2 separate regions of the Mus musculus genome follow, and region 1 is linked to region 2. The links are chromatin loops, found by intact Hi-C in ENCODE. Cell type or tissue: heart. All regions are shown on one strand. Links, peaks and the distances in the headings refer to the core of each region. The heading gives the core; the rest is flanking DNA. Region 1 has its middle 73 kb from the start of Gm11264. Region 2 has its middle 130 kb from the start of Gm11264.

Region 1 (12,443 bases), core at 1,387-9,386, 60 kb before region 2:
TATAAGGAGATGCTTCCATGACTGTGTGTATGTGTGCGTGTCTGCCTGTCTGTGTCTATGTCTGTGTGTGTCTGTTTGTGAGTGGGTGTGTGTATCATCTATGTCTGTGTATGTGTCTGTCTATGAGTTTATGTGTGTGTGAGTGTGTCTATGTCTGTATGTGTCTGTCTGTCTGTGTTTCCTTACAGATGGCTTGGGTAATTATGCTTGCTCAGCTGGATGTGCCAGCTACGCTGAGGTCCACAATGTTCCCAGAGCATCTAAAATCACCACTTGAATGACAGGCTTGTGGTTCTGCAAGGTCTGATCAATCCAAAGTCTCCCGTTCTTCATTTCCCAAGACACATGAGAGTTTAGATTTTGGAAGAACCTGGATGTTTACATGCCCAATTTTCACCTTCAGAAAAACAGTATGCTGCCATAGTCGATATCACACACACACACACACACACACACACACACACACACACACACACACACAAATGCACAGTCAAAACTTGGTCTCTCTCATCTTCTCTTTAACCTAAGTGGTCCCCGTTCCTATAAGAATTTTTTTTATTCTTTTTTTTTTTTTTTTTTTTTTTTACAAATCATTTAATCCATTAATCTTTTTGCATTTCCCTTCAGTTGTACATTCTTTCTCAAGTTACAAGGTTCAAAATGGGACACGAGATTCTAAATAAAGACCTACCCACCAAGGCCAGCAGGCCTATGTATAGATGGAGTTGAAAGCTGCCAGCCTAGTTTGATTTGAGATACAGACTTGCTCCAGCTCTCCTCTTCTGCCGCATTGCTCACTCACCCAAAAATAGCTGCCCTATCTTGCCTGCCAACCTGATTTTCCATCCCAACACTGCAGGGCCTTGGGAAAGGGGGTAAATGAAACTCAACTAATAATTTCTAAAGAAAGTAGAGTTGGCTGGATCCTACGTATACTATTTTCTTTAAATTCTACAAGTATTGTAACATAAAGAGGGCAACTGGTATTCTGTACATAGACATAGCTATATAGTCAATAGATGGAGATTTAAACTCTGCATCCAAGCCAGGAATTTTGCATGCCTTCAATTTAAGCATTTGGGAGGTAAAGGCAGGAGGATCAGTTCAAAGTCATCTTTGTCTACATAAGTCCAAAACTACCCTACTGTTTCAGTTTCAGAAAACCTGACTGAACTAATAATTAAAGATAAAAATAGTAATGATAATAATAACGAAACATCGTTCACTAGTTGTAAGGTCTTAGCTGGTTTGTTTATCCTCTCAAAGACTGGAGGTCCCTAAGCTAAGAATCTATTTCAATGTCTTCCATTTGCCAACATAGTGCTCAGTGTGTGCATCATTCCTCTTTTCCAGAGGGGAAAACTGAGAGTCGGAGAACTTCAACTGTTTGGCTCGGGGCACAAAACTGAGAAGCAACAGATGCTCGTGACCCTCATTCTGCCTTCAGAGCTTCCCTGCTTTACAGTGCTGTTTGCAAAAGGTAGTTGTTGTTAGCTGTCTGGGAGGAGGAGTATAAAATTTCATCTACCACAGTTTGAAAGTATCCAGATTGGGAGCTAAGAATGCAGCCTGCAGCAATGTAAGGAGAAAAGTCAGTCAGCCGTAAGGGTAGAGAGAGCTAAGGACAAATAAGCATGGAAGGGAGGTGAGAACAGAAAGGCCTCTGGGAAGCTCACTGCCCAGGGCCACTGTCCATAGACATTATGTACAGAGGGCAGGACAGAGCAATGCTAGAAGCAGATGCCACCTTTGCTGTGACAGCACAGAAAGCAGTCCATATTCTTATCTAGCTCCCCTTTTGGGATTATTTCATTTCTTGAGACAGGTAAAGAGAAACATGATGCTACAAGTGAAGGCAGACAGGTGGTAATAAGCCGAGGGAATTGAAGTTTGAAGGTGACCCCCTTTATTCACCCTCCTAGAATTTGTCCAGAGTCTGTTCCTCTATGGGAAGTCTGTTCTGTTTTGAATCATCAGACAAAATGTGATGACAAAGCTGATAATTCTAGTCACTGCCTCCTGCACTTGTAGCATCATGACTGTGTGTAGCTCTGTTATCTGTATCTCAGTTTCTTTACCTATGCTATGAGGATAATAAGAGTATCTACCATAGATCTAGGCCTGAGAATGTAATTCAGTTGATACAGTGCTTGCCATCATGTGTGAAGACATCAATTTGATCTTCAGTACCAAATAAAACCAAGTGTCACGACTCATAGTTGTGACCCCAGCACTGGGCAAGCAGTGGCAGCAGGATCAGGAAGGAGTTCAAGGTTTCTTCTAAGTAGGTCAAAGACAATCTGAGTCCATAAATCCATAGATCCATAGGGTTCAATAAAGAGTCACTGAGATCCATTAGACAAGTAACCAGCACATGACAGGTCTTAGTGTCTTTACAGTCAGTGGAGAACTGACATTTAGGTTGTATGGTGGCTTGTTCAAGCTTTCTCCTGCCAGTAAACAGAGAGGTTATAACCCAGATGGAGACCGTGTGGCTCTGAGTCTAGTATTCTTCCTCACCAAGCTGTTTCTGTTGCAGGAAAGGGGTAGTAGAGAGCAAAGCTCAGGCTGTGATCAAATGGCTCTTCCCAGATTATCTGATAGTTCATCCTATTGCTTTATAGGCATGATGGCTTGGATGCTATCTGCATGCATCCTATGCAGTCAATGTGACTGAAAGGACACGAAGGCAAACTGTCAACCTACTTCTTCAGTATATTGAAGAGGCCCTGAGAAAGAATGCAAAAGGAAGACTAATTCACAACACCCTAGTTTTCTTCCTAAACATCACTGGACAAATTACTGGACATGAAGCTGCTAGAAGCTTTGATTCACACTGAATGGTAGAGGTGTTACCAGGCACTTTTTATTCTCACCACTGAACGGGAAACAGAGTGGAAGATGGGTCCTGTATAAGACAACAAAGGATCCCCTTCAGGTGGATCAACTTTTCAGTCTTCAGCTGTTTACTGTGTAGCTGCAGAAATGGCTAAAGAAGCAAAGAGATGAATAAAAAGAACGGCAGAGATGTAACAAGGGTATTTATGAACTAGCATATTTGTGAAAGAATGTCTTTCAAATTATAAGGTAGTTTAAAAATCATTTCTCTCAACCCTTGCTCCTCAATACTAAGGGACTTAGCACTTTGTGTGTGTGTGTGTGTGTGTGTGTGTGTGTGTGTGTGTTTATGTGTATACACCTGAACTTAATGTGTACTTACATTTGCATCTGTTGGGTGGACCTAAAACATACAAAGAAGCATGTCTACTGTTCATATCGGTAAAGATAGTTCAAAAACTGTGAAGAGCCCACCACTGCCACAATTTCTTGGAGGTTCTAGTAGCCACATTGGATGGTCCCATGTAACATTTGGAGCTTTATTCTAGCAAATGACATCAGGGTTCAGGACATACTGATTTGAAACCTGAAGCACTGGCATTTTCATAGGTTAAAAACTAATTGTCATCAGCTCTGTTGTTGTGCAGTTCAGTTGTATATGTTGCAGAGATAATGGAGACAAATCTTGGAGGAAGATCAGTCTTACAAAAGTGCAGGAAGGCTTCCCAAGAGACAGATACAAATGGAAGTTTTAGGGAGTTGTGTTACAAAGGACCATAGATGTGTGCATACAAAATCTGCAGGAAGCATGCCTAGACAACAGGATTGAGAAGCCCACAGAGATACTGTCCCAACTAAAGGACTTAGAAATAAACTCAGGAATAATATGAATGCTTATCATCTGAGGGCTGCTTCCCCAAAGCAATCATCATTGCCTTCATCCACCTCAAATGCAGCTCTTTAGGGGAAATATGGAAAGAACTGAGCAGAAATGGATCACTTTGGTATGAGGTCCTGGGCTTTCCAAAACATAGACAGAAAATCTCTAACAGAGAGGAAAAACAATGTCGAGTGGGTCAGGGTCCTTTCTATGATCCATCACAAGCAATCAAATATTCCAGTTGTTTTCTCTAGCACTTCAGTGTCCCTATAGAACACTGTATAGAACTGTGTTCCTCACCTGGGTGGCCCTAGGAGTCATGAAACAGAAAGGGAGAGGTGACCAGCAGAGTTTCAGGTGAGGATTCTGTTTTCATGAGGGATTGCTTTTTCACATAATTTAAAAGTTATATCAAATCTGATCATCCATTGTTAAGATTTAGCAAGGTAGAGTGAGTGCATGTAGGCCTTTGTGGTGCACAGACGTACATGTAAGCCAAACACACTTGTATACATAAGATAAATCTCTTTGTTTTTAAAGTCAGCCTCTTAGATGAAGGGGCAAGTAATGGTCCTGCTTCGGGCATGCAGGAGGTTCTGATTTAAGCAGCACAGTTAGAAAGACCTCAGCCCTTCATGGACACTGCTTCATTCTAAAACTCAAAAAATGAACTCAAACCTTGGGTCAGCTTTTCTGCAAAATCTCAGCCCGTCTTTGGAGGATTTTCCATGGGAGCTTCTTTCGTAGAGCAGAGACCAACATGGAGAGGACACAGCAGCCAAGTTCTGAGCCAGGCGTGCTTCCTCAGCAATAGGTGGTAGAGAGTAAGTGTTCTAGACACCATCACAGGAAATTCGACACTTCTACTCCTGCGAAGTGACAGTTCTTCACTTTTGTGATCATCTCCTACCCTGAAAATAAAGCTAACCAAGTTAGGGTTTTTCCTCAAGGCCACGGACCAAGAACCTCAGCCAGTATCAACACAAGACTGGTGACTGATGGCCACAGGCATGAACAGGAATTGGGACATCCTCTGTCTAACAAGCCTGGGACGCCACAGGCCTAAGCCCCAAACCCCCAAATCTGTCTGGCTTTCACTGAGCCTTGAAATAATGGACTTAAAGGACCATAAATTATCTTCTTCAAACTAAAAGCTGCACAGAGCAATTCATAGATGAGGCTGTCAGAGGAAACTTCCAGAAAAATATAGGGACAGAAATATATGATCCCAAGGAAACCGGTTTCCCCATTTGGAGAAGCACTACATTTTATTCTAATTTTCCCAGAGATGCTTAAAAACAAGAGCAATGTCTTAAATATCTTTATAACACCATACCTGTGACAATGCCCAGACAGTTACTAAAAAACAGTGTGTGTTTGCTATGCATGAGTATCTTTACAGCATGACTTTATAGAGCGATGAAAATATGCCCTGTCTTAACATTAAAAGCATCACATTCCTTTTCCTCAGTGACAAAGAGCTCTGACTCCAAGGAAGAGATGTGATATATGCTTCTTACAGTCCAGCCATCGAGTTGCATTTGGTACCAAGTATATTCAGTGTGAGGAAAAATGCACACACACACACAAATAGATACCACTTGCCAGGATACCGTATATGATCAAAAGCTACTACCTATTGTCGATCTAACTTCATTTCAATTGTGTCCACGTGCTTATGTGTAGAGTTTTGCTTGAAGAAGGGTATAGTAAATGTTTTAAGGTTACGTAAGGTCCTAACAAAACTGAACAACTCGTTGCAACATGAGCCCCACAGGTTTTTAGAAGCCTTAAAAGAAACAGTAGATTGGCTCCTGGTCTCCATTAACTCTTAGTTTAGGGTCCAAGATTTCTGAATACCTTGAAAGTACCTTGAAGTTACAGAAAAGGCATAAAGAACCAAAAAGAGCACTAATTAGGAGAAGGGAGCACAGAGCAGATGAGCCATAGGAAAAAGGCATTGCACTCAGATCAGGGAAGGTAAGATAAGTTCAGAGTACCATTAGGGAGAAAAACTACTAAAGCAAAGAGCCTGCAGAATGAATAAGCAGTTTGGAGATGAACATTTTTGTAGTTAAGAAAGTTCAGGCATGCTAGCCAAGTCAAGATAAGAGACTGCCAAGAAAGGCAATACCAATAAGAGCAAGAAGAAAAGGGCATATTATTTTCCTTTTCATCTCTATCTGAGACTTTTATAGATCTTTAAAATACATACTGGAGGAAATTAATTTTTTTCATTTTTTCAAAATTTTCTAATTTTGGGAAGCCATGGCACCTATCAGCAGTATCTGCTGGCTTTAACATTAGAAAAGCCCACGATAGAAATTTTGAAGGCTAGAGTTAAGTGTCGGCTAAGCTTAGCTCTAGATTTTAAAAAAGAGGAGGAGGAAGAGGAAGAAAAAGAAGAGGAGGAGGAAAAGAGGAGGGAGAGGAAGAAGAGGAAGAGGAGATCACTTTAGTCTAAAGCTGAAATATTTATGCAACAATAGTGTAATTAGCAATATAAAGATCTCCTTTCAGCCCACACTTTCAATTTTTTTTCTTAAATAGTTAATCCTTTTTGTTAGTTAGGGAAACAAACAGTGCTATGATTTGGATTCCAAACATTGCTCAAAGGCCGGTGTATTAAAAGATTGTCCCTGGACAGATATTTTTCAGGGGTGGTAGAACCTTTAAGAAATGGAACTTAGTGAAATATCGTCAGGTCATTGGGGGTATCTTAGAAGGTGATAATGGAACCCCACTTTCTTCTCTCTTTTTTTTTATTACCAAGATTGAGACAAACAGTTTCCATTTGCTACATTCTTCCACTATGATTTGGTAAACCCAAGGTCTTATGCATGCTACACAACCACTCTATCATTAAGCCATAACTAGTGAGCTAGAATGAAATCTTTCCTCTTTATGAGTTGAATATCTCAGGTAGTTGTTACATTACCAGAAATAAGATGAACACAGAGAGATATAAAGAATAATGAGTTGGAAAGGCAGTTGGAGATACCATATGGTTACAATCAGGCTATAAACACAACTCCCTGTGATCCTTCTAATGTGGCATATAAGCTGTGTTCCTCATCTCTACTTCCCCACTCATAAGGATAGGTTGCTTTCTCCTCAAATATTCAGGTCTACAAGGCAGATTGAGACTCCATTTCCTCAAACAGTGAGGTTCACCTTGCCCATCATCTTCAGGGATGTAGGATAGAACTCAATGGCAGTAGCACCCAAGTTCCTGAACCCCAGAGGTGGGCTGGTTAGTATTTAGCAAACTTTGATGGGGGAGAAGACAGATGAAGATGGAGTGGGGAACAGAGGAAGGCAATTTACAGACATGCACTCTTGTACATTGCTTTCACAAATATAAAGTTGTACAAACTGTGGGGTCCTGGATTATGAAAGCGCATGATTACCATATGACTCAGAAATGCCACAGATGAGTACGCCTAAAAAATAATTTAAAAGAAGAGATTTTGAGCACCAATTTTCTTAGCATCATTTGTTATAACTCCAAGTAGAAATCTTAAAATGTCCACAGGAAAAATAACACATAAACAAAATATTCTAACACATAAATGTACTTCCAAAAAAATGTACTTCTATTCAATCTCCTAAAAAAAAAAAAAAAAAAAAAAACAAAAAAAAAACCTGAAACGGTGCAACAGACTACATCATATAAGAACTTCAAAGATATTATGTTGAAGTCACAAAAATACAAACATTATGCAACCCCACATCTATGAGTACCTAGATCAGATTAAAAGATGAAAAGTTCTGGAAATAAATGACGGTGGTGCTGACAGGGTGCGGATATACTTCATACAAACAGCACTGTTCACCTAAAATTGTCAAAACTTTAAACTCCATGTTACGTGCACTTAATTACAATAAAAACTATTCACAAGAGTATCAAAGTGTTCTTATTACTCCGTCTCATTTCTCTCATCTGGGAAAGTTAGGTTCATGTTCTTTTTTTAATGTTGCCCCTGCCAGAAACTGCCGGGAAATACATTTCGTGTTCCAAGCAATTCTCTCATGGTTCCAAAAGGAAATGAAAGATCAGCAGCTGGTCAGGACAGCCCTCAAGTTCTCTTCATAAGACCCCATGGACTGACAAACACCAAATATCAGAGGTGACATGAACAGAGCCACCACCAGCAGCCCACTCTGCTATAGGTATCTTCCGGTTTAGAGCTGTTGCCAACAGTGCGGCAATTCACCAACTCAGGGTGCTTTCGGAATCAAGGATAAGTCCTTCAGATCACCAAAGATCTACTAAAAGCAGTCAGACATTGTGGACTAGGAAATTTGAAATTCTGCTGCAAAGTGGTCCTGAACTAAACGTAAGCAATTACCCAGCTAAACCAGAAAGATGTTCAACCATAGCCAAAAGAAGAAAAGTGAAAGCCGGGCATGGTGGCGCACACCTTTGATCCTAGCACTTGGGAGGCAGAGGCAGGCAGATTTCTTGGAGTTCCAGGCCAGCCTGGTCTACAAAGTGAGTTCCAGGACAGCCAGGGCTATACAGAGAAACCCTGTCTTGAAAAACCAAAAAAGAAGGAGAAGAAGGAGAAGAAGGAGAAGAAGGAGAAGGCGGCTGGGGTGGAGTGTCCAGGCCAATTTCATATTGATTAATTGCCTCTTGAGTATAAAACTCAGCTCAGTTTGTCCATAGCCAAAGAATAATAAAATCAGGAGACAGCAAAAAGGAAAGAGAAACTATACAGTTCGCTGTATTCCATCCTACCATTTTGAAATATGACAGCTGAGAATCATAGCTCAAATTTTCTGCTTAAAGAGAGCAGAGTCCAATCAGAACCCTAGCCTTTGAAGCTTCCAGCTAGTTCATTCCACATTCCACAACACTAGCTAAATATCTGCTCACAAGGAAGAAAGATTAATACTGAAAAAAAAATGTTGAAAACAAAGGGAAAGAGTAATTGCTTCATTTATTTCGTTAATTATTTGAAAACATTAAGCTAAACATTTAATGCAAAGCATTTTAATTTTTTTTAATTAAAATATAATTACATACGTTTCCCTCTTTCCTTCCTTCTCCTAACCTTTCCCATGTGACCCCCTCCCTTATTCACTTAAATCAAGTCTCTATTTCTTTAATTGTTGGGTGTGTGTGTGTGTGTGTGTGTGTCAGGGCTGATCACATGGTGTTGGATAAGCAGTCTGGCTTCTTTTCTCAGGTGAAAATCATTTCTCCCGCTCTCAGCATTCATTAGTCACCTGTAGTTCTTTGTCTAGGGTTGAGGCCCCTTGAAAGTTTCCCTCCTCTGCATTAGTATGTCTATTACTGTTCTTGTTTAGGTATTGTTTAGGGAGCCATGCTCATGGGACTTCATGGATATAGCTCTTCTGGCATTTCCAAGAGATTAAATTTCACTTCATGGTCCTTTGGATTTGAACCATCTTTCCATCTCCTTTTCCACCATAATCCCCGGGCCTCAGCTGAAGGAGTTCTGCTGTGGCTGTATCACTTGGACTAGGTACCACACAGTTACTTGTTCTCTAGATTTTAATAGGTTGTGGTTTTCCATAATGGTCTTTGTCTGTTGCAAGAAGACATATCTTTGATGAGGGGTAAGACCTACACTTGTCTGTGGGTGTAAATATACATGTTTAGAATGTAGCTAGAAAGTGTGCTGGTTTAGTAGAGTGGACATTGTAAGTTCTCCTCCAATAGCCATGATTTGACTTAGCCCTGGGTAGGCAGCTGGATTTCCAGTACCAGACATGACTTCCCTCTTAGTGAGTGGGGCCTAAATCCAACTTAAAAAACTATTGGCTACTGCTATTATTGAACCATTATGGATAGAGTGTCATGTAATACAAAGCATCTTAAAGTTTTAGAACGTGATGCCACACAAAAGACTAATACTGTCTAAGGTCTCTGCATGTTGCTTTCCTCTTGCTTTAAAAAACAAATTCTAAAGTCTGAGAAGCTGGGCAATACTTTTATACTATGGGCAATTCTCTGGGTTTTCTTTTTATGTTTATAGAATAAGTGACAAAAATTGCACACAATTGTTATAAGGCATATTTCCATATCATAATATCATAATAAAGCTAATGCAAAAAATTAAAGGCTGTATGATATCTGGCTTCCTTCATCATACTGTCCCAAAATCTTAGTCTCTCAAATAACGTGTTTCTTAACCCTGAACTTACTTTTAGCTAAAATGTGATCACAGTTTAGAGGAATAGTAATGGAAGAAGCAAGCTCTGCATGAAGCTTGCTCGAGAAAGCATTCTCCAGTGTCCTCTGTTTTTCCATCTTTTGCACTCCACACTGTACTCCCACAGGCTTAAGGTTTGCACTCTGCCATCCAGATCTCCATTTCTGTCTCCTTTCCTTTCCACTCCATTGTTGCAAACAAGTTTACAAAGAATCTTTTAATCATCCAAAGACCCTCACAACCATTGAATCCCCGTGTCTATGGGGTTGCTGCCAAGCCACTGTTCCGTCTCGGCCCATCTTTGTTCCAGTTTCTTCTGTGGACATGAGTCAGAGCTTCCTGTGCAAACTGTCTTCAGCCTGAACAAGTAACAACTGAACCAAAACATGCAAATCTGTGTCTATTTTGGCCATGATCAGGTTCCTTTTCATTCTTTAACTCATCCCCTCTTCACCTGTTCTCTCTGCAACCTGTGACTCTGTCCCAGTAAAAACTGCCTTGGAACTCTGCCAGCTGAATTGCTATGAACCCAGCTCCACTGCACTACTTCCCAACTGACTCAACACAACTGACTGACCAGAACTCAGAAATCTTAATGCTCCTTCACGCTGGGATTAAAGATGTGCACCACCACACCTGAACCTAAGCTTTTCTTTACGGCCTCTATAATTTCTGCTTCCCAGGGAGATCCCTGCATCTCTCCTGGACTTCTTTCCTCCTTACCTAATATTTCTGGGTCTACAGATTGTAGCTTGATTGTCATTTACTTAATGGCTAATATCCAACTATAAGGGAATACATATCATATTTATCTTTCTGTGTCCGGGTTACCTCACTCAGGATGATTATTTTTAGTCCCAAATATTTAACTGCAAATTTCATGATGTCATTTTTAAACAGCTAAGTAATATCCCATTTTCTAAACGTATCACATTTTCTTTATCCATTCTTCTGTTGAAGGAACTCTAGGTTACTTTCTCCAGCAGCAGATGAGAATGGATGCACCCAGATATGTGGAAAGTCTAAATGGAGGTTTCCATCAAATCCATCCCCCCTGAGCCCAGCCACTGGAAGAGAATGTAGGAAGATTGTAAGAACCAGAGAAAATAAAGGATTCCAAGAGAGTAAGACCCTCTGAAGGAGCTCACATGGAGTGGAGAAGCTTAGAAGTGAAGGAGCTAACATGGAGTGGAGAAGCTTGATGAATGCTGCCTTTACCAGTGAGAGCAGTGAGCAAAAGCAAGTCTTGTCTCTGCTCAGAGAGGTCAGAGCAGGCATCACTCATCACTTCTGTGCTGTTTCAGCACTCTCCAAAACCTCAAAAACACCAGCCATGTCCAGACTGAGAGTTACCTATGGCACAACAGTCCTGAACTCCTAAAAACACTCAGTAAAGAGGGAAGAGAAAGGATGTGGGACTACTCCGTGAGTAAGTATGGATGCTCATAAATAAATATAAGTAAGGAGGGAGACAGAGCAGAGCTGGGTCAGCACCAACAGTGATATAAAGGGGGTGATTGAAACAGCTGTAATAGATTAATTCAGGCCACCAATTAAATAATACCATGCTAGCAATATTACTTTTTCTCAATTTGTAATGATATCATGATGGTGCCAGAGAAGTATTTCATCTTATGATATCCAAACTATACTATTTAGAGATGAGAAGAAAGAATTTCGCAATCATTTTTTATTATTAAATTTATTTATTTATTCACTTTACAACCCAATACCAGCCCTTCTCCTCCAAGTACCTACTTACACAAGTCCTCCCTCATTCCCCTTAGAAGGGGAAGTCCTGCTCTTGATGTCAAACCCTTCCATCCCCTCGACCTCGTACCCCATGCCTTACATCAAGCTGCTGCAGAACTAAGTGCATTCTCTCCCATTGAGGCCAGACAAAGCTGTCCATTTAGGGTTGTGAGATCCATAGGCAGGCAGGTAGGCAGGCAACAGGCTCAGGGACAGCCCCTTCTCTAATTGTTTGGGGGACCTGTACGAAGACCAAACTGTTCATCTATTACATATGTACAAGGGGCCCAGGCTCACTCTTTGGTTGATGATTCAGTCTCTGGAACTCTCAAGGGTTCAACTTAGTTGACTGTGTTGATCTTCCTATGGAGTCCCTGTTCTCTTTGGGTCCCTCAATCTTTCTCCTAACTCTTCAATACGACTCCCCAAGCTCCATCTAATGTTTGAGTGTGAATCTCTTTATCTCTTCCCAATGGCTGTTGGGTGGAGTCTCTCAGAGGACAGTTATGCTAGGTTCTTGTCTACAAGCATAAATGAGTACATTAATAGTGTCAAGGGGATTGGTTCTTGCCCATGGGATGGGTCTACATTTGGGGCAATCATTGGTTGTCCATTCCCTCAGACTTTGCTCTTTCTTTGACCCTACACAGCTTGTAGGCAAGACATATTTTGGGTTGAAGGCTTTGTGGGTAAGTGGATGAGGTAACCCAGATCCAAAAGGACATGCATGGTATGTACTCACTGATAAGTGGATATTAGCCATGAAATACAGGATAACAATGCTATAA
Region 2 (12,443 bases), core at 1,728-9,727:
GCTTTCATAGTCTCTGGTGAAAAATCTGGTGTAATTCTGATAGGCTTGCCTTTATATGTTACTTGACCTTTTTCCCTTACTGCTTTTAGTATTCTATCTTTATTTAGTGCATTTGATGTTCTGATTATTATGTGTCGGGAGGAATTTCTTTTCTGGTCCAGGCTATTTGGAGTTCTGTAGGCTTCTTGTATGTTCATATGCATCTCATTCTTTAGATTTGGGAAGTTTTCTTCAATAATTTTGTTGAAGATGTTTGCTGGACCTTTGAGTTGAAAATCTTCATTCTCATCCACTCCTATTATCCGTACGTTTGGTCTTCTTATTGTGTCCTGGATTTCCTGGATATTTTGAGTTAGGATCTTTTTGCATTTTCCATTTTCTTTGATTGTTGTGCCGATGTTCTCTATGGAATCTTCTGCACCTGAGATTCTCTCTTCCATCTCTTGTATTCTGTTGCTGATGCTCAAATCTATGGTTCCAGATTTCTTTCCTAGGGTTTCTATCTCTAGTGTTGCCTCGCTTTGAGTTTTCTTTATTGTGTCTACTTCCCTTTTTAGGTCTAGTATGGTTTTGTTCATTTCCATCACCTGTTTGTATGTTTTTTCCTCTTTTTCTGTAAGGACTTCTACCTGTTTGATTGTGTTTTCCTGTTTTTCTTTAAGGACTTGTAACTCTTTAGCAGTGTTCTCCTGTATTTCTTTAAGTGATTTATTAAAGTCCTTCTTGATGTCCTCTACCATCATCATGAGATATGCTTTTAAATCTAGGTCTAGGTTCTCAGGTGTGTTGGGGTTCCCTGGACTGGGCGAAGTGGGTGTGCTGGGTTCTGGTGATGGTGAGTGGTCTTGGTTCCTGTTAGTAAGATTCCTCCGTTTACCTTTCGCCATCTGGTAATCTCTGGAGTTAGTAGTTATAGTTGACTCTGTTTAGAGATTGTTCTTCTGGTGATTCTGTTACCGTCTATCAGCAGACCTGGGAGACAGATTCTCTCCTCTGAGTTTCAGTGCTCAGAGCACTCTCTGCTGGCAAGCTCTCTTACAGGGAAGGTGCGCAGATATCTTGTATTTGGACCTCCTCCTGGCCGAAGAAGAAGGCCCAAAACAGGACCTTTCTCAGACACTGTGTTGCTTTGGCAGTTCCCAGGTGGTACAGACTCTCACCTAAGCAGACTAAATTCCTAAGTTCCTTGGAGTCCCGGGACCAAGATGGCGACCGCTGCTGCTGTGGCTTAGGTCGCCTCCCCAGCCGGGCGGGCACCTGTCCTCTGGTCCGGAAGGTGGCCGGCTGTCCCCGGCCCACACAGGGTGCTGCCTCAGCGCCTCTGTGCTTCCGCCTGTTCCAGAAGCTGTCAGGTTCTCTGGCGCACCCTCTCACCTGTTCAGACTAATTTCCTAAGTTCGGCAGGTCCCGGACCAAGATGGCGACCGCTGCTGCTGTGGCTTAGGCCGCCTCCCCAGCCGGGCGGGCACCTGTCCTCCGGTCCGGACGGTGGCTGGCTGTCCCCGGCCCACACAGGGTGCTGCCTCAGCGCCTATGTGCTTCCACCTGTTCCAGAAGCTGTCAGGTTCTCTGGCGCACCCTCTCACCTGTTCAGACTAATTTCCTAAGTTCGGCAGGTCCCGGACCAAGATGGCGACCCAAAATGTCTCTTACTTATGAGCCATTTCAGACATTTTATGCAATGAGCAATTATATCAAATTTAATTATCAAAACGCATAGTTTATTAGAAAATCTTATCAAGACTTATCCATGCCTTAAGGCCATAGTCTCACAGAGAGAAGTCTGAAAGGGTATATTGTATGTGCCTATGTGCCTGCATCTGTGAGTGTGTTCTTGGGATGCTGGTAAATGGAAAGACGTGATTGGCTTAAGGTCAAATTGAGTCAATGCTTATAAATTTCCCCTTGCAAGGTTAATGATTTAGCCCTGTCTAATTTTGTCATTCTGAAGCTGGCTATGCATTTGTTAGTTCAGTTGCATCTGGTTTAGATCGACCTTCAATCACAGGCTGCAGTCGTTCCTTCCCAAGCTTCCTTTCTTGGATTCCTACCACCATGCTAATCCACATGCACACCGAGCTGAGGCTTCATTAGCTCTGGCTCCTACTCCCAGCTCTTCCATTAGCTAACAGCACTGCTTTGGAAAAGCAACTTCACCTCTCCAGGCCTCCTCTCCAAAATGAGGGAGTTGGCTGGGAAATTCCTTCTAGCTGCAACTGCTTATGGTTCTAAGTCACGCCGTGAAGCCAGATAAAGAGTATGCAAGATTTCTTTTTTTCCTGTTTCCCGAGTTTATCGGCAACTAAAGGAGCTATCTCAGCAAAAGCTAAAGCCCCAGCACAGGACAGAGTCCCTCTGAAGGTCTGTCACATTTCAGCGCCTCCACTGCATTATTTTCTCAGTCCCCTCCTTGCCAGCTTTGGGGCACAGCACCTCAAGCTTAAAATGCGATTAGGGCGCACTGTGTGTTAGTATCTTTTGTTCTTACTTATAACAAACTTGAAAGCTCCCCTAGTTATACTCAGTGCACAGGGTTAAGGGGCATTTTTCATTATGTTTTACTTGATTTGGGGATGGTTTTGTTGTTTATTGGTTTGTTTTTTGTCTTTGTTTTTGTTTTTGTTTGAGACAAAGTCCTAATACTGACTGACCTAGAACTCACCATGCAGACCAGGCTGACCTTGAACCTGGCAAACCTCCTGCTTCTGCCTCAAGAATGCTAGGAGACTTTTGTAACCAAGTTTAGCTAGGATTAAAAGGTTGGATTTTTGGGTTTTGTTGTCAGGATTGACTGTTGTTGTTGCTGTTGTTGTTGTTGTCATATTTAGTTTGGGTTGGGTTTTTATGTTTGTTTCTATTCTAGTGGTGAATTTATTAATTTTATTCACATTAAGAAATTAACTGTTAGGGCTGGGTGTACCATATTAGTGAGAAGCAACTGACCATGGTAGTCACACAAAGCCACCAGGAAAGGCTTACATTTTATACATGCCAATCACGCCCATTAAAGTAACCTCCAAATACTAGGTCAAACATTTGAACAATGAACAAAAAGAACTGTGCATTTAAATTTCCCCAAAAGCTAGCTAGAATCTTCTGAGCTTCATAGAGATGACCAATTAAGTGAGCCTCACACTGCTCCACTCCACAGCTCCATCCCACAGAAACAAAAACATGTGTCAGTGGACAACATCTATTTCCCTGCACACACACCCTGGCTGTAGGGTAGCCTGAGGGAAAGTGCTAAATGCATTTCTTTCTGATGTAGTTTAAAGACAACATGAGCCATCTCTCCTTCACTCAGATAGCATCACAATATGCTGCTCCAGCCTATTGCATCTGAGCTGGGTCACATATCTTCTCAGACTGTCAGTGTTTTTTTTAAAAAAAGAAAATTTTCATAAAAATCACCAAAAACATTAGGGGAAGTTGTCCTAGTTGACTCCTAATTTTTGCTTAACATCCTTAAGACATTTTCTGAAACTTGATTAGTCAAGTTTATAGCCCAATTTCACTTTTCTTCTGTAGCTCAGTTCTTAACTTAAAAATAACTTTCCCCACCATTTCTAAAGAAAAAGAAATTAAGCCTTCTATCCCTGAGTTCTATGTCTTTATAAAGAGCTCTGGTGATGTGTTATCCAAGTATCTCTACATCCCCCCCCCCCCCACACACACACACGTAAAGAATGCTTCAATCACTATCTCTTCTGCTTTGTTCCTGCATCTCTCCAGACTCACCAAGCTTTCCTTGGGCCTCAAAAGAGTCTTAGAGCTAGGGGATAATTTACAAATTTTATAGAAAAAGAGAGGCAGAGACGGGGGAAGAAATCACATGTCCTAAGAAGTCACATGAACTTCATTCCCTAGGTCTCCTGCTCTTTGCAGTACGAGATAAGAAAGTCTCACTCCTCTTTGCTTGGCAAGATATAAAAATGATAAAAGTAAAAAGATCTGTTTCAACTTGTCCAGGTAAAATTGGAGCCTATGGTTGATGGGCAGTAAAGAAGAAAATCAAGAGAAATTAGATACATGGCTTATAAATTCCTTTTCATGTTAAAAATCTGTGATAAACATAATACAGTCAGTTGATCCCTCTAACAGGAAGGGGTGGAACCCGACAGGCTTATTTCCTTTTTTCCAAATGCCACCTTACAGCTGTGGTCTTGTGGTAAAATGGCTGGTACAATTAGAAACCAAAATTAGAAAGCCGGCAACCACAAGAGGAAAAGGCTGGGAACTACTTGAGGCCCTGACCCAGAAACCCAGCCAAGGGCTCAGCTCAAGTTGAAGTTTTGTGGCACACATGGTCCCTTAGCCTGTAGCCCCACAGAGGGCATCTCTACGCACCTCACATGCATACCAGGAAGCCCTCATGCTCACTCAACTGCGACTTTTCAACAGATCTTGGAGAGTAGGAACACTGGATAATCAGCTACTCAGCTAGAGACCATAACTCAACTCATCACAGGGCGTCGTCAGCACTTCTGCTGCCATGGTACTCTGTCAGAGAGATCTACAAGTGTTTCTCATCAGAACCCCTGATAGGAGCCTCCCTGACTTTGAGCTATGGATTTTATTGTTATTTTAAAGAAAAAAAATATTGTCAAACACATGAATTTTATAACATCTGTTTTCATTCCAAATTCCTTTTTTCCCAGAGACGTTTCATCAGTAAGAATTACCATCGAAGACCCAGGAATTTGAAAACTTCACAAACTTGTATACAAAAAAAAAAAAAAAAAAAAAAAAAAAAGAACAAATTGTCAAAGTTGTGGACTTAGAGGCACAGGAAAGGAGGATGCCAAGCAGTCACACTGGTCCTCCAGCCTCAGTGATACCACATGGGGAAAGGAACACATAACACATCTCTCTTTCTTTCTAGTTGTGTCACAGCATAACGATGAATGCCAAGATTCACCGCCAGTTTAAAATGATTCCATTATGAGTCCCAGGCTGACAGACGAATGTACATTGTGCTCACGCCTAGGGAGAGCCACAGAAGATTAGAAAAACACACTGAAACCTGCAAACCTGAGGCACAGCCCCTGACCCACCAAGGATACTCAGCTGGGTCAATAACACTTGCTTCTTTAACAAATACGGCCATGTGATATTACTCCTCTATTAAAACAATCCTTCTGAGCTGGTCTGTTTATGTGAATTAAAATAAAACATTGTGATAGTGAATTATGCCACAATTAGTGAAGTTTCAGAAAGGAAAACACTCACGGATCATATTTTATAGCCACGTCACCTAAAATATTATGGTTAGTCTCTGATTTATCAGCCATAATGATCTGTAGGAGGGAAGATAGCTTTGTATTTTTAAGGGGAGAAAGAGGAAGATGTGAGCCATCCAGTGGCTGATTTACACTGTTTCCCATGGCAGTGAAATAGTGCAGCAGAAATGGGGAAAGGTGAAATTGTAACAGTCTGACCTGCAAATCAAGGCTAGAATACTCTCTTCACTCATTTTGGTGACATTTAATACTGGGACCAGCCTTTCGAGTTAGCTGCACTCTTCCCCCAGAATTACAAACCGTACATCTTGTGGCTCTCAGACCAGAGAATGATTGCACAGAGCAGAGAGGGAAACACCTAGAGATAGCAGCAGGCAGACCCATGCGTGTTCCCATCACAGCTAACAGAAGTGGCATCGCCTCCAGAGCCCACAGCTCTGACTCAAACACTGGTAACGTTCAAAGGATGCCGCAGAAATTCCACTTGTGCCTGTTGCCAGTCATATGACATGTCTCTAATGGTGTGTTCTAGGCGCAGAGTCTGGCAACTGGGGTATGCTTAACTCAAACTAAGCTGGGGTTTGGATGAGCATGTCTGCCAGTCTCCAAGTGTACTTAATACAAGCCAGAGCTGGGTCAAGAGAATGTCATTTGGTATCACTACAAGGACAGAGGCAAAGGCTATTTTAAGAACAGTATGGTTTTGGGTGATCTCTGTGAAGTTTACGAGTAGTCAGAGAAGGGAACATAAAACTTGCTCTATACATATAATTAAAATACAGGGTAACGAAACTCATGTGTAAGTAATAGGCCAGCAGTGAGGAGCCAGGACCATAATAAGCATCCCGGTTGAAGGGAAAGGCAATTTGTGGTGCAGCTTTCAAATTCCTACTTTAGTGAACGGATTTGGAAAGCTCACGGAGAGTCTTCCTGGCAGGGTAGTTTACTTTCATAGGCTTTTCATTTAAACTCTTACCCCCAAAAATAGCAGCTGGGTTTGGTTTTGTTCTGGGGGATGTTTGTTTGTTTGTTTGTTTGTTCTTTGTTTTTTTTCTGCAGGAGAAATCACAATTCTATAAATGAATTACTCTTTCACGGGAACAAGCAGCTGAGTTTAAATGTAATCCGTGTTCCCTGTTGTCTGTCCATCAGGCTGTAGAAAGCGTGATGACCCCAAACACCAGCTTCCCTGAGATGACCTCTCACGTCCATGGGACTTACCAAATTCCAAAGAACATTCTCCAAGCAGCAGGTTTACAAAACAGAGACAAGGGAATGGGGTAGGAGACTTTACAACAGACACTATCAACTATTGTGCCCTTTGCTCTATGTGGACCAAGTGTCTTTCTGATTGACTAAATGAGCCACTCTGTCATTTGACAGTCTAGTGTGAGGAACTCCCTACTCCTCCCAAGATGGGAATGCTACTGAAAAATTGGCAGACCTCCTTTGTGACCCAAAGCTGGCACCAGAGGTGATTCACTGTGATTTCTAATAAGCCCTATAAAACAGACCCCACCAACCACCAACCAGATTTATGTGGCGACAGGAGAGGAGGTAAGACAATAATAGATCAACAGATGATGAAAGAACAAAAGTCTCTCCGCAGAGGTTAGGGTTATAAGTAAAGAGGAATCAGGGGAAAAGTCTTAGGCATGGGGCATGGCCTCCAGAATCTGGACATCCACACCATACATGAAGATTTTGGAGAGAATAATCTCTCTTTGTTTTAGATGAACTGATTGTTTGAATCAGAGTCTATACTGAACTGTAAAAGACAACAGTGAAAAGAACCTCAGACCTCACGTTGACTAATGTCAGATTACCTTTAAATTAATGTGTGTATCCGTGTGTCTGTGTCTCTGTGTGTGAATATACACCCATGAGTGATGGTTCCCATGTAGACCTGAAGATAACATCAGACCAGATTGAGTTGCAGGTTGTTGTGAGCCATCCAACATGCTGGGCACTGAGCTTGGGTTCAGTTATGGAAGAGGAACAGAAAGTTTCATTACCTTCCCAGCCCACATCCTCCTTGAGTAAAGGTCTCCACAGTCAGTACTGAGCCAGCAAAATTCAACATTGCTGAGCAACCTTCTGCTTCAGGAAGCAGAGTGTAAAGCTAGATTCTGCCACAGACAAATCTGACCTCAGGTCTCAGCCTCCTCTTTTAGCTCTTCATTCAGCTTCCTGTTTTTTGTGTCTTTTGAGAGCATGCTCCTCTTATGCTGGCCCAACATCAATGGGATCAATAGTAAGAGTCTTCCAATTAGGGAAGAAGAGATGATTTGCAAAAGTAAAGAAATAAACATCAGTGGATGGGAGGTAAAAGCAAAAGGAAATCTAATGCTGGCATTTTCTCCAGATGCGGGAGCTTCTGAAGACAGCCATATAGGATCTGTGAGTGCGGATCTGAGAAAGCTGGATTCCAGGACCTGTGCACCCAACACCAGTGCCCACCTTTGAGCAGAACGGTCCTGAATCTTTGTCTGTTTTATAAGAAGCCTAAAGTCTCCATGCATACGTGTTATCCTTCTGACTCGACTCAAATGCACATGATGAGACTGTGCAGAAGTGACCTCGAACAATCTGAAACGGTAAGTCACTGTCTCTGCATCCTGAATACCTTATCTCTGAAGTGAGATGTATGGGCCAACTATCCCTTTGGTTTTGCTGGCACTAAGAGTCTCAGCTCTTCCCTTAAAATGTGCCCTCCAGAATAATGAGAGCAAGGAGTAGTATCCTTTCTTCCTATGGAAGAACAATCTTTTCCTGGAGAATGCAGATGTGTTCAACAGTTACCACCCCAATTTGTTCTTTCTCTTATTCAGTATTTTAACTTCTCATAGGTCAGACAGCAAGCCTCCCAAATCTGATTGTTTGGAGCATCTCTTCCTGTCACACACTACTGCCAGCCAGGGGAAGTCCTTTGCCCCTCAGCTCTTGCCTTCCCTTGAGAGCTGTGAAGAAGCAAGGCTGGAAGACAGTTGAGCAGAAGCCAGGTGCTGTGGGCTCCTGCTTCTTCCTTGCCCTGATCTGCCTAATACAGTTCTATCAAAAGTAGGCTTAATCAAGCATGGGGCAGGCAGGCGACTGGCTTAGGAAATCCTGACTACATTCACTATTAAGAGCAACTGCCTGTGTCTGATACTTGAAGAACATGGTTCACTTCGTCTTTAGAGCCTCTCTGATGCTGGCCAGCTGAGGGCTAGCCAAAGGAAGCAATTGCTGCAGTCCACTAAAGGCTTTGCCATTTGATTGCCTCATATTTTCACAATTCTTCTAATTTGGAATGTACATTTATGTAACAAACCTGTCTATTACCCTTAGCAAGTTCTTTGGCACAAACTAGAACAAACTCTGATAATGTAAACAACCCTGTCTCCTGCAGCAAAGAAGGCAAGCACATAGCAGGGTCTTGTCACTTACTTACATGTAAGTGTTACTGTCCCTGGTATTGAATATTTCAATCCCTGGGGCTCTTTAGCCATGGACATTGTCAAAGCACATTTTCCCATTCTTTTTAAAGCTATTGTACACTCATTTATAACACATGTTGTGCAATAGCTACAACAACAGAAAAGGAGGGATATTGGACCCTATGAGATTGGAGCTTTGATTCCTGGAGGTCAATAAAACAACAGCCTGCAAACGGTAAAGACAAGCTTCGCTTTGGCCTTGGCTTTCTTAGTACTGTCTATGACTTATTATTCTCTCCCACACATAGTTTTTCATTTATAAAGTGAGATTCAGATATTTCTTTTCATTATATAAATTGAAAGGAAAAATAAATATGTATAGTCCTAATTAACAATATGCATAATATAGATGAAACATATTTAATTCTCGCCCACTCTTGGAGCATCCCCTCCACTCTCCCTTCTGCAGCACCTTCTTAGGAATTCCTTTGCTTTCAGCACTGACTAGTGTGAACAGAGTAAGCAAGAGGAAGGAGGCTAGGGTTTCATGTCAGCTCTTAACTGCCTCTCTATAGACCAAGAGCCTCGCCTCTGCTCATGAAATCACTATCATAGTAAGGTGGACTATTACTGCACATTTCTATCAATCTGTACAAAGTTTCAAATGTCTATAAGAAAAGATACAATTCAAAGAACATTCATCGACCTGGAGTACTGCTCCCTCCCTCCACAAGCCTGTGCATAGCTTACTCTGGGTTCAGTTCCTATGACCAAAGAAAAATTAAGGGGAAAAAAAAAAAGAGGAAATCCTCAGAAGTCTACCAAGTCACAAGGGAAGAAATGGGTTGGGGTGGGGGAAGTATATGCCATTTGCCATATCCAAGGACAAGGAAACTGCATCAAAAGGTTGAATTATTTTTACAACTTTGGTGAGATTTGCCATCTATCTTAATGTTGTTTAAAAACAGAATCCAGCTTAATAATACCTTGAGAGCCATGGGGAGATTTCTTAATTATCATCATCAAAGGTGAATGACAAGGGAAACAGCTGCTTTAGAACAAATTAGTGACAATATTGAGGACAGTCGGCATTGAAAATACCTTCTCCTTGCCTATCTGAAAACGTTCTGTGGTGCTGGGCTGCCTTCACTGGCACAAGTGGATCGGTTACTCTCTCTGGGCAAACAACAACAGAAACGGGTTTTACAAACACTATAATTAGCTGAGTCTGGACAGAGGTCTTTTAGGGATAGGGAGTAATTTGAAGGGTTGTTTTGGGTTTCTGTTTTCTCTACTGGAGACTGCACTTATAAAATAAATTCCTGTCACTCTTAATACATCAAGAATTCCTAGAGAGCAAGTTTTACAATCCTGCAAAGTCTATAGATCATCCCAACCTATGGAAGTCATTTCATGATGACAATGATGATGACGATAATGATAATGGTACTGATCATGATTATAGTAGTGGTAATGGTGATGATGCCATTCTGGTGCCAGCCATAAGAATGACAACATCTGTTGCATTTATTCAGTTCTAACTGTGCTCCAGACAAATTATAGAATTGTATGCTCTGTATCTGCCTGTATAAGGGCATGCTATACCAGTACCCCTGAGCTCTTGACTCTAGCTGCATATGTATCAAAAGATGGCCTAGTCGGCCATCACTGGAAAGAGAGGCCCATTGGACACGCAGACTTTGTGTGCCCCGGTACAGGGGAACGCCAGGGCCAAAGGGGGGGAGTGGGTGGGTAGGGGAGTGGGGGTGGGTGGGTAAGGGGGACTTTTGGTATAGCATTGGAAATGTAAATGAGCTAAATACCTAATAAAAAATGGGAAAAAAAAAAAGGGCATGCTATATGACGCTGGCAAGATGTCTCTGTATATTATCAGTGGAGACTGTATTAGGACCCAATACTTTCAAATTTTTTATCTTTTTGTCTGAATCCTCCTTATTGGTACACTACTCCATGCTCCATTGCCATCTCAGCTCAAAAAGATTCTACTATGGCATACAGGGAAAATTCTCATAAGAGACACTAGTCTTCCAAGTAAGAAGAAGAAAGCTATCCTAGTTGGTAAAACAACAACAACAACAAACCATACAATGTATTCTGGTCATATTCTTTCTCCTCACCAAAATGCTCCGGGATCCTCTCCACCTCCTTACCCACAAAATATTGTACTCTTGATCTGCCTCACTCTCTCTTCTTAAAAAAAAATCAAGAAAAACAAAAGCAAAACCCTGTGCTAGTTTTAATAGGTTTAGGTTTGGCCCCCATAGTTCAATTCCCAGCAACCACATGGTGGCTCATAACCATCTGTAATGGAATCTGATGCCCTCTTCTCAAGTGTCTAAAGACAGCTACTATGTACTCATAACATAAAATAAGTTAATTCTAAAAAAAAAAAAAAAAAAAGAAAGGGGTGTGGCCTTATTCAGGGATGTGTGGCCTTGCTATAGATAGTATGTCACTATAAAAGTAGGGCTTTGAGGTCTTAAATGCTCACACTACTCCTAATGTGGAATTCTAGTCTCTTCTTGGCTTGGCTGCCTTCAGATCAAACTATAGATTTCTCAGCTCCTCCAGTATCATGTCTGCATGGATGCTGCCATGCTCTCTGCCATGACAATAATGGATTAAACCTCTGAAACTGTAGACAGCCATCATTAAATGCTGCCCTTTGTAACAGTGGCATGGTGTCTCTTCACATCAATGGAAACCCTAAGACAAAAGTTGGTACCAGGCACTGGGGTATTTCTGAGACAGGCCTGACCATAATTTTGTTTGGAGGAATATGAATTTGGGGACTTTTAATTAGGAAAGCAGTGGAATGCTTTAAGTGGGGCTTAATAGGGCATCCTAGTAGGAACATGGAAGATAGTAGTTCTGCGGGTGAATTGAACTGTGAGGTCCTGGCTCAAGCAGTTTCAGAGGAGAAGAATTTTAATATGTTGCCTAGAGATAATTCTTGTGATATTTTTGGATGAAGATGTGGCTAGTTTTTGCCTTTGTCTGAAGAGTGTGTCTGAGGTTATGGTGAAGAGATTTAAATTAATTGCATTTGCAAAGGAAATCTCAAAACAGCCTAGTATAAACTCTGTCCTGTGGACCACTCTTATGAAAATCATTTTGATCAAGCATAACAAGCAAAGAAAGAAAAAGAAAATACAAAACATGTGGTTGAAGGATTAAAGGGGCACCAGGAAGTGAAGTGGAGCTGTGTTCAAGGAGATAATCAGATTAAAGATATGAAATGGAATTATATCATGTTAGGCATTATTAGGATCTGGCTATTGTTTGTATTTGGACATAAGGAGATATGAGTGTGTGCCAAGTTGACAAGGGGTGGATTGTGATGGCTTTTCTCAGTTGTCAGACTCACTATCTCTGGAATCCAGAGATACTACAATCCAGAAGTGGAGGGCACACCTTTGATCCTGATCTTGAGGAGGGAAGAAAACATGCTTTTGAGCCAGATCTTGAGGCTGGAAGACACAGGCTTTTGATCTTTATTTGAGGTAAGATGACATATGCTTTTGCTCTGGATTCCTCCTTTAATCTAAAGGAATCATAGTGGCCATGTTTGTAAAAGCTTAGGTCCAGAAATGATGGTTCACATCTTTAATTCCAGCACTTGGGAGAAAGTCATTGACATCTCTGATTCAAGGCCATCCCAGCCTACAGAGCAAGTTCCAGAACAGTGAAGCTTAGGCAGTGAAGGAAACCACTGAAAACAGAAAGTAGATGAAGATGTAATTGAACAAGAGGGCCATGTTTC

What was found. A loop is a pair of places that touch in the nucleus more often than their neighbours do. Peaks named below come from ENCODE experiments on the same cell type or tissue, not always from the same donor. Only the 100,000 strongest peaks of a DNase experiment are listed, where the experiment ranks them.
Region 1: it touches region 2 in a loop (2.0-fold over the local background); 2 of 42 quality-filtered maps call a loop at or near these places.

The regions. Positions count from the first base shown.
Region 1 is chr4:82,132,294-82,144,736 of GRCm38, forward strand. No RefSeq gene overlaps it. Among named protein-coding and RNA genes, the nearest start is that of Gm11264, 73 kb to the left of the region's middle. In heart, for the core only: no CTCF peak of the experiment used is centred there; no DNase peak of the experiment used is centred there; H3K27ac peaks cover 1,093 bases.
Region 2 is chr4:82,192,029-82,204,471 of GRCm38, forward strand. No RefSeq gene overlaps it. Among named protein-coding and RNA genes, the nearest start is that of Gm11264, 130 kb to the left of the region's middle. In heart, for the core only: no CTCF peak of the experiment used is centred there; DNase peaks (open chromatin) are centred at 5,753 and 8,433; H3K27ac peaks cover 3,919 bases.